2 separate regions of the Homo sapiens genome follow, and region 2 is linked to region 1. Evidence: chromatin loops called from intact Hi-C (ENCODE). Cell type or tissue: CD4-positive, alpha-beta T cell. All regions are shown on one strand.

Region 1 (5,000 bases):
AGGCTTGGGGCTTGCATCCTCTGAAGCCATGGACTGAGCTGTACCTTGGCTCCTTTTAGTCACAGCTGGAGCAGCTGGGATGCAGGGCATCAAGTCCCTAGACTGCACACAGCAGAGGGACCCTGGGCCTGGCCCAAGAAACCACTTTTACCTTTTAGGCTTCCAGGCCTGTGATGGAAGGAGCTGCCGTGAAAACCTCTAACATGCCCTGGAGACATTTTTCCCATTGTCTTGGGGATTAACATTCAGCTCCTCATTACATATGCAAATTTCTGCAGCCAGCTTGAATTTCTCCTCAGAAAATGGGATTTTCCTTTCTATCACATTGTCAGGCTGCAAATTTTCTGAACTTTTATACTGTTTCCCTTTTAAAACTGTATGCCTTTAACAGCACTCAAGTCACCTCTTGAGTGCTTTGCTGCTTAGAAATTTCTTCTGCCAGATACCTAAATCATCTCTCTTAAGTTCAAAGTTCCAAAAATCTCTAGAGCAGGGGCAAAATGCCACCAGTCTCTTTGCTAAAACAAGAGTCACCTTTGCTCCAGTTCCCAACAAGTTCTTCATCTCCATCAGAGACCATATTAACCTGGATTTCATTGTCCATGTCATTATCAGCATTTTGCACAAAGCCATTCAACAAGTCTCTAGGAAGTTCCAAACTTTCCCACATTTTTCTGTCTTATTCTGAGCCCTCCAAACTGTTCCAACCTCTGCGTGTTACCCAGTTCCAAAGTCACTTTCACATTTTTGGGTATCTTTTCAGCAGCGCCCACTCTACTGGTACCAATTTACTGTAGGAGTCCATTGTCCTGCTGCTGATAAAGACATACCCAAGACCGGGCACAGTCGTGGTGGAAGGCAAAAGTCACATCTCACCTGGTGGCAGACAAGAGAATAGAATGAGAGGCAAGCAAAAGATTTCCCCTTATAAAACCATTAGATATCATGATACTCATTCAGTACCATGAGAACAGTATAGAGGAAACTGCTCCCATTAATCAATTACCTCCCACTTGGTCCCTCCCACAACATAAGGGAATTAGGGGAGCTAGCATTCAAGATGATATTTGGGTGGGGACACAGCCAAACCATATCAAAATATAAATGGATTAAGTGTCCCAAATGAAAAACAAAGATTATCATACTGGATAATATTACAAACCTATCTATATTCTGCTTACAAGAGACACACTGTAAAATATTAGAATGAAATGTTGAAATTAAAATAATAGAAAAATGATATACCATAAAAATTTTAACCAAAAAAAACTGGTACAGGTATATTAATATTAGAAACTAGGCTTTGAAACAGAGAGCATTTTTTAAAGATAAAGAGGCTATATATGCCGAACATGATGGAACACTATAGAGCAATTAAAATGGAAGAACTGTAGCTCATCACAACATAGATGAATCTCTCAAACATAATGATGTACGAAAGAAACCAAATGCTAAAGAATACATACTGTGTGGTTCCATTCGTATAAAGATTAAAAGCTGCCAAAATGGCACAAGAAGTCAGAATAATGTGTTCCGGGATTTTGTGCAGGGTCTTTAGTTGTAGCTGACTTCTTGTCTTTAGTTTCTCAGAGGAGTATGTTACCAAGTATTTCTGGTGTTGAAGCTTTGGTATGTGATTCAGTAGGTGGCACTGATAGTTTATTGAGCTGAACACATAATTTATTCATTTTCTGGATTGACATATTTAATTCTAATTTTTTCCATTTTAAAAATAGGAATATAAAAAAGCAGGTCTTTATTTTGTTTATTATGCTTCCACAGTGGAAAGTAGGAGTTGGTAAAAATTATTTTGAGTTGACAAAGTGTGATGATGATATGTAGCACCTGCTGTGATAATCTTAGAAACCTATTAGTAAATGAGCATATTACGGACATCTAAGTTAGATGTTTAGGAAGTGCCTCTTTCATCAACATCACAAATCACTATCAGATAGTGTTACTTTTCTAATTATATTATTGGCTTCTGATATATATTAATATAAGTTGCTTCACCTCAATATGACAATTGAATGATTTATGAAATTATTGAGATTTTATTAATAAATATATATCTCCAAGTAATATCTCTCCAAGGTCATAATTTTGTCAACATACATAATCAGGCATTTCTTATATTTCTGCTTGTAATAATCATACATTGGGACAAAATGAAAAGGAAACAAGCCTTGAGTTCTATACAGACTCTAGTACAAGGAAGAAACAGTAACAATCTCCAACCACTCGGTGATGATAAGGATGTCTTGATGTCTTGATTCCTACTGCTGGTAAGCACATAAAGCAGATAAATTCATGATAAATAAGGTTCCCACTTCTAATGAGTTTCTTGTGGGAGGAAGAAAGCAGTGAGAAACAATCCTTTATTTTTGATGTAACTCTAGAAGAGGAATCTGTGAGAAACAGAATTTCTATAAGTAGATGAACTCTGGCCACAAGAGGGCGATACGAGGCTTGAAGCACACTGATTCCAAGGCTGTGAGATCTATGGCCACACAGTCAGTACTACAATAGAAATCACTAACATCACCTTAATCACTAGCTGCATCCATTCCAAATCCTGTGCAATGTTCTGCCCTTGTCCAAGAAGGATAAAAGGGGTACTCAGTGGCAGTTCTTTTTCCTGCTTCTTGATTGTACTTAATAATAGATTTCTTCCATGTTCTTAATAATAGAACAGATTTCTTCCAATTCAAACAGCCCATATATTAGGGAAAATTGAATAAGCTCTTTATTCCATCCTCAATTCTCCTAGTAAACTTCATTCTGTTCCTACCAGAATAACATGACAACAGAACTGTTCTAGAACCATTCCAGCCTTTTACGCCATTGAATGCTATCTATATTTATTAGGCTAATACTAATTAGTTGACTAATACTAGTCTAATAGTTAATACTAGTCTAATGCTATTAGACTAATACTAGTACTACTAGACTAATACTAAGACTAATATTCTGCTCTACATCTATATGAAAAATAAAATAAAGGGAGAATGAAAATGAAAGTTGGCAAGGTTCTGTAACAATTACATACATCTCTAAGAAGTACAACTATATTATGTCTGTAATAATATTTAATGGCAGCTTTTTATTTTATAAATTTATAAATGTTCTCTATAAAATACTTATTTAGGTTGGAATGGATTGACTTTTCAAAGTTAACTAGAAGTCAACAAAAAGGAAGTATATATAATGACAAGGTAGATGATGAAAACCCTTTGACCGCATATTTAACCACACATCTGAAGACACTTTAAGATAAAGCCATCAGCAAGAGTTGCCCATTTTCACTGCTATGGCAAAAAGAGGCTAATTGATGTCAATGGTTTATAACTTAGCCACAGATGCAAGATATTTTCCTTTTCACCTGAGCTATAGCATAAAATTTAATGACTTCTTCCTTTAGTGCCTTCATATAATACTACTACTTAATTGTTTACTTCTGGGGGAAGTTGGGTTACCGTAAGATATTTTATACATAAAATTTTATATTTTACATCTTAAAGTCACACTGAAAAACAAAGAAGTTAAAACTATCTAAGACTATTTTCTTAAGTCAGCATGTTGCCTGTGGTGGTTTGGAAAGTATGTCCACAAATTATTTGACTCTCCTCCCTTTAAGAGGTATAGCCTAATTCCCCTCCCCTTGAGTATAGGTTGGTTTTAATGACTAATTCCTAACAATTTGAATACACTGAAAGTAACAATATTCACTTCTAAGACTAGGTTATTACAAATCTACAGCTTTTACCCTTGGAATCTGCTTTCTTTGTCCCTGGGGGAAGCCATGTCATGAGCCTTATGGAGAGGCTGATGTGAAGAGGAACTGAAGCCTCCTGCCAACAGCCATAGCTGTCAGTCAAGCAGCTCCTCCAGACTCAGTTAAGACTCAGATGGCAACAGCCCTGGAAGATACCTTGACTGAAGCCACATGAGAAACCTTGAACCACAACTATCCACCTAAGCCTCTCTCATATTCCTGACCCGCAGAAACTATGAGACAATAAATATTTATTGTTTTCAGCTTATATATTTTAGATAATTTTTACACAGCAATAAATGAGGAACATATTGACATATGCTGAATTGGATGGACACATTTCACAGAAGCTTAAGCAAACAACAGACTGGGCCCCTCTTGTTTTTTCAGATGTTTAACAAAAAGATGTTACAAAAATAGACTACATGCTTTTTCTAGTACTACTGCTGTCGCTCTATGACTGTTCATGGCTAACAAAACAAAAGGTACAATTTAATTCGAAAGTTCTCTTAGCTTAACTTTATTTTTTTATCCATATAATAAATTAAGATTCTTCAAGGACTATGAGGGCAACAAATCCCACAGAGGAACACAGAGTTCACCTTCCTATCTAATAGACTGACAAAAATTTATGATTCTAGGTCATTTTAACAGCCCATGTGGGGAGACGGTACTGCCAGACATGGAGCATGATAGAACTGACGACTAGTGCTTATAAATCCTTTTGTTTTAAGAGTGGTTTTTAAATCATTTTTACTAGTTTTCATCTTTATTAGTTAAGATAATTGGTGTTTTTCCCATTTTACTGATAAAGAGCCTGGGAAAGAGGAATACTACATTCCTAAGCCAATCAAATATCATGAGAGTCTAAGTAGAAATCCATATCTCTTTAATTTAGATTAATAAGCATTTATTGAGTTTCCACAATATTCTAGACACTGTGCTAGGCACAGGAGGTACAAATAAAAATAAATATATCTCATTTTCTCCAGAAGCTTAAAATCTAGTAAATTTAAAAGCAAATGGTAAGAGCTATGATAGTAGCAATATATAAAGTACAGTGGAAGCAACGAGGAGGAGCACTTATCATATTCTCTTATGATCAGGGGATGATACCTGGGCTTCAGTTTCTAATGATGAATAAGGATACTTATTTTTCCTATTTCTTTTGTATGCCAAGGAACTCTAAATTACCTGTATCCTAATTCTCATTTGTTTATGAGAA
Region 2 (5,000 bases), 140 kb after region 1:
TGATTAAAGAACTGCAAAGTTCGGGAAGATGATTTTTCAAAAAAAAAAAAAAAAAAATAGGCGATTTCCTACTGGGTCTACAGAAATTCAGTCATCATATATGTTATAAAAAATGCCAATGCAGGTTTAAATCCAGGTAAATTCAAATACTTCCAGTTAAAAAATGTCAATACTTCCTTTTAGCTACTTGAGATTTCACAAGATCAGGAGATTCATACTTGCTTCTCTTAAACTTCTTAATTCACTCTAGATAACAGAAACAGAAAGTAAGTTCCACTCAACTCTGTTCTTCAGGGTCTTAACAGAAAGACAGAAAAATATCCACCAATCTTCACAAAAGTTTTTCAGCAAAGACCATGACGACTCCTCATTTTCTTGTGAAAATGGTTGCATGGGATGCTAGAAGTGAAACTTGCTTTTGCAACTGAAATGTGTATCATACTATTTGTCTTCGGTAGCCAGGACACTGAGTAGATGTAACGTTGCAGAGAATTTTGCATGAAGCCTTTTTATTGCTATTTTTTAGAAATCATTTTGGAGTTTTGAGAGGCTAGGCAGCAATCTATAAAGGTTGCTTATTAAATGATTTCCTCATCATCCTAAGAAATAATCATAAAAGAGTTTAAAAATTCCTTTTGGCCAGGCGCGGTGGCTCACGCCTGTAATCCCAACACTTTGGGAGGCCAAGGCGGGCAGATCATGAGGTCAGGAGATCGAGATCATCCTGGCTAACATGGTGAAACCCCGTCTCTACTAAAAAAAAAAAAAAAAAAAAAAATTAGCCAGGCGTGGTGGCAGGCGCCTGTAGTCCCAGCTACTCAGGAGGCTGAGGCAGGAGAATGGCGTGAACCCAGGAGGCGGAGCTTGCAGCGAGCCGAGATCGCCACTGCACTCCAGCCTGGGCGACAGAGCGAGACACCATCTCAAAAAAAAATTCCTTTCCCCTTAAAGCACTCAGAAGTCTTGCACCACTCCTCACCTCACCCTCCTTGGGAAACTGGAGAGGCTGAGCTGCCAGTCTGATCTGAGGAAAAGTATTGTGATGTGACTTGTAGCCTAGGCAGCATCACAATGTGCCCACCTGGGGAACCTGGAAATTGGGCAGTTTGGGGCTGGCAGTAATAGTCTTTATAATCATGAAAAATGGAAACATCTCCAGGTAGAGAATTAGTAACTTTTAAAATATTGTTGCTCTTTCCTCCCTCTTTGGATATAGACTTAAAGACACTCAACATCTCTTGGTATTTGTTTTAGGTTACTAAATGATTTTTCAAATGCATCTATGTTAGGAGTCTGGGATACAGCAAAACCTTATGTGAAACATTTCCAAGTGGCATAACTAGAATGTCTCCCTACTCAAAATGGGCTATACGGTATCTTTTTTTCTCAGTCAACATGGGCTGATGCATACCAATTCACCCTTAATGGTCCTGAAATATATTCACTGTAGAGAAATGAAGATCAAAAACATCGTATATGTGAAGATAATTAGGTATGAAACTCCAGATAAGCAAGACTGTTTATTTTTGTTTAGCACTCTAGGGGGAAAAAATGACATTTTCCAGCAGTTTAAAATACTGTGATGTTTTAAGATAGAAAGGGCGTGATAAGAGTGTGGGCTTTCAAGTCAAGCTGTCCGGGTTATACTCCTGGCTGTGCCACTTACTAGCAGCATGAGGCTAGGCAAGTGACATTAGCTGTATGTGCCTCAGACTCCCTATCTGTGAAATGGGAATAGTAAGATTACCTGTTATCCTGTTGTTACATGGATGAAATGAAATCATACATGTAAAATTTTTTTTTTTTTTTGAGATGGAGTCCCGCTCTGTCGCCCAGGCTGGAGTGCAGTGGCGCGATCTCGGCTCACTGCAAGCTCCGCCTCCTGGGTTCACGCCATTCTCCTGCCTCAGCCTCCCGAGTAGCTGGGACTACAGGCGCCCGCCAACACTCCTGGCTAATTTTTTTGTATTTTTAGTAGAGACGGGGTTTCACTGTGTTAGCCAGGATAGTCTCGATCTCCTGACCTTGCGATCCGCCCGCCTCGGCCTCCCAAAGTGCTGGGATTACAGGGGTGAGCCACCGCGCCTGGCCTACATGTGAAATCTTTAACATCATGCCTGACGTAGAGTAAATCCTCAGCAAATGTTAATCAGCTACCTTGTCTGTATCATTCAAATCACTGCAGCAAGTTGTCAGCCTACAACTTGCTTGTCATCTTACAAATGTGCAGACCTGGTTGCTCTTAAATCAATACTGTTATACTTTAAAGTCTCTGATAATTTTTCAATCAGAAAGTGTTTGTTTCAAAGCAAATGATCAGATATATTATTATAGAAGGTATAATTTTGAATTTTGGTTAAGCCAATAAAATGAACAATTAATATAAAATGGTATCAGATCAGATATAAATAGCTATTATCTGGAGCATTTTACAAGCTAAAGAATATTCGAGACACTTAAGAGATCAGAGATGTTTTCAGTCTCCTAAATGAGACCATAAGCTGTTTTCATGTTGTGGTTAAATGCTCCTCCTTTTGGTCACTGGAAGCAGTTCATCTTATCTGAACCCTAGTGTTTTCATTTTGGAAGCTATCAACGCAACTAACTCAGACACACACACACACACACACACACACACACATGCGCACACACACACACATTCTTTAATGTAACATGGTAATTCCTTTTCACTGAGAATTGATTTTTAAATAATTTTTCAAAATAAAATAGAATATAAAATATTGTCTCATCATTGTAATGAAATGTTATCATGCTGGACTTTAAATTAATGGTGTCTTTTCTTTGAAATTCCTTAATCAGAGTACATCACTTCTAATAGCTCTCTATTGAATCTTCCTCAGAAACAAGGATGGAAGGCTATCATAAATGCCACAAGAGAGGCTGGGCACAGTGGCTCACGCCTGTAATCCCAGCACTTTGGGAGGCTGAAGTGGGCAGATCACAAGGTCAGGAGATCAAGACCATCCTGGCTAACACAGTGAAATCCCGTCTCTACTAAAAATACAAAAAATTAGCCGGGCATGGTGGCATGTGCCTGTAGTCCCAGCTACTGGGAAGGCTGAGGCAAGAGAATTGCTTGAACCTAGGAGGCAGAGGTTACAGTGAGCCGAGATCGTGCCACTGCACTCCAGCCTGGGCAACAGAGCTAGACTCCATCTCAAAAAAAAAAGAAAAATGCCACAACAGGCCTAGAAAAGCATTCATAGGAGAGAATATTCATTAGGCCAGGAATGATTCAGAGAGGGAGGGTAGATAAGTATATCAAGTTATCCCATCAATTTCCACCTAGTAGAGAGGAAAAAGCTAGTCGTTGTAAAGAAATGTGGAGGGTCTGAAATTTTCTTATCCTTGGAAACTAAAATACTAGCCTGCTACACTTTCTGGGATGGTGGTATAAGACGTGAAAAGTCCTGGGTCAGAGACAAAAGAAAGTTTACTACTCACTTCAATAGCAGTATCCAAAGTATCAGCATTTTTATATCAGTTCCTGGAGACCCACTTCCCACAGGGAGATGCAAAGAGAGCGAGAAAGCACCTAACTCCACAGTGGATTGTGTTATAGGAGAGAAATCCTGAGCTAGGGAATATCAACCTTTTATGAGCAGTAAGTATGCTTCCCGTTTGCTTTGGAGAAAAACATTATCTTTATTATACTGGACAGTAAACATGTCTGGCTTTTGCTCCAGAGAAAGACATTATCTCTATCTTTCAAGGCTGTTCACTGTACAAATATCCTTGAACATTTATTTTGGAAGAAAGAGTACAAAAACACTAGAGACCCATAGAGAACTGTCTTCCAATAGTCACCAATAATAGACTATTCTATGTCATCTTTTTTGTGCTCAGAATATGTGCGTGTTCTATATCAGTTTCAGCTATTTCTGAAAGGATGTCATGGAACCCAGAGGCTAACAAGAGTATGTAACAGCCAGGGAACTATTCCTCAGTGTAACAGAACAAAGCTGCACTATTACCAATGAGAATGGATACTCTTTGTCCTATTAAAGATGTCAGGCACTCTATTATGACTGATGTTTGTAAGGAAAATAGCTGAAGAAAACATCTACCAAGAGGGCTTATCTTGACAGATATTCATTAAATGAGTTATAGAGCCCACAATTCCCTTCTCTTTCCAACAAGAAAAGTCTTATGAAGGCTCTGCAGTCTTTAACTCAAAAATAACAAAATATTCTATTCTAAGGAATTTTATTCTTTTGGAATGTTGATAGGTGTAATAAAGGAAATAGCTCCACGGCCAAGTGAAGTTAAAGAAATGCTAGGTTCAGCAAAGTTTAACAAGCATTTTTAATACAGGACTTATCAGAGCCCTAAGCATATTAATACGCATTGTGAATCTTCAAGGAAGATATACTACTTTCCAAACAATAGGAACCATAGATTCCTATTTCTCAGGATATCTCAAGGGGTAGAGTTCAATGGACAGCTGCTTAGAAATGCCTCATTAGAGGAACGGCTCTCTCAGTGGGATGGATGGTGGAAGACCAAGGTACTTCGGGAAGATACTGGCTGACTGGTCTGCCCTGCCTGTAGACAGAATTCCTGTAGATAGCAGCTAGCAGTGATGGATCACTTCCTGCTTCCTTGATTAAATGCTGGTGGTAATATCCATTACTGACTGAAATCTAAGGAGGATAAACATGTATAATTTTAATATCTATGTATAAAATTCTCACACCAAACAAGCCCTAAGAAGACATCTTTCCCAATCCTCTCATTTTCAAATGAGGACTGAGGATGTAAAGATATTAAGAGATTTCTCCCAAGTCACAAAGTTGGTCAATGAAAGAAATATGACTGGAATCCAGGTCTCATCAATTCCAGCTTATGTTCTTTTCACTAACAGCAAAAGTGCCATTAATACATCACTGATACTGAGAAGGGAAATCAGGCTTTGTTGTTGCTGATGTTGTTTCCTAAAGAGACAAAAATATGAGTGGATTCAGGAAACTAAGAAGCTC

What was found. A loop is a pair of places that touch in the nucleus more often than their neighbours do. Peaks named below come from ENCODE experiments on the same cell type or tissue, not always from the same donor. Only the 100,000 strongest peaks of a DNase experiment are listed, where the experiment ranks them.
Region 2: a loop joins it to region 1, with 10 times the contacts of the local background. A loop is called at or near these places in 13 of 110 quality-filtered maps.

The regions. Positions count from the first base shown.
Region 1 is chr1:89,480,988-89,485,987 of GRCh38, forward strand. No RefSeq gene overlaps it. Among named protein-coding and RNA genes, the nearest start is that of LRRC8B, 41 kb to the right of the region's middle. In CD4-positive, alpha-beta T cell, CTCF peaks have their summits at 2,424 (motif pointing right) and 2,627; a DNase peak (open chromatin) is centred at 2,474.
Region 2 is chr1:89,620,542-89,625,541 of GRCh38, forward strand. It overlaps LRRC8C-DT (LRRC8C divergent transcript), which reads right to left. Exons shown (of 3, transcript NR_033981.1): 3 at 4,308-4,664. It also overlaps a transcript of LRRC8C not described here. Among named protein-coding and RNA genes, the nearest start is that of LRRC8C-DT, 9.9 kb to the right of the region's middle. RefSeq lists a silencer at 2,389-2,683. In CD4-positive, alpha-beta T cell, no CTCF peak of the experiment used is centred here; a DNase peak (open chromatin) is centred at 2,550; H3K4me3 peaks cover 450 bases.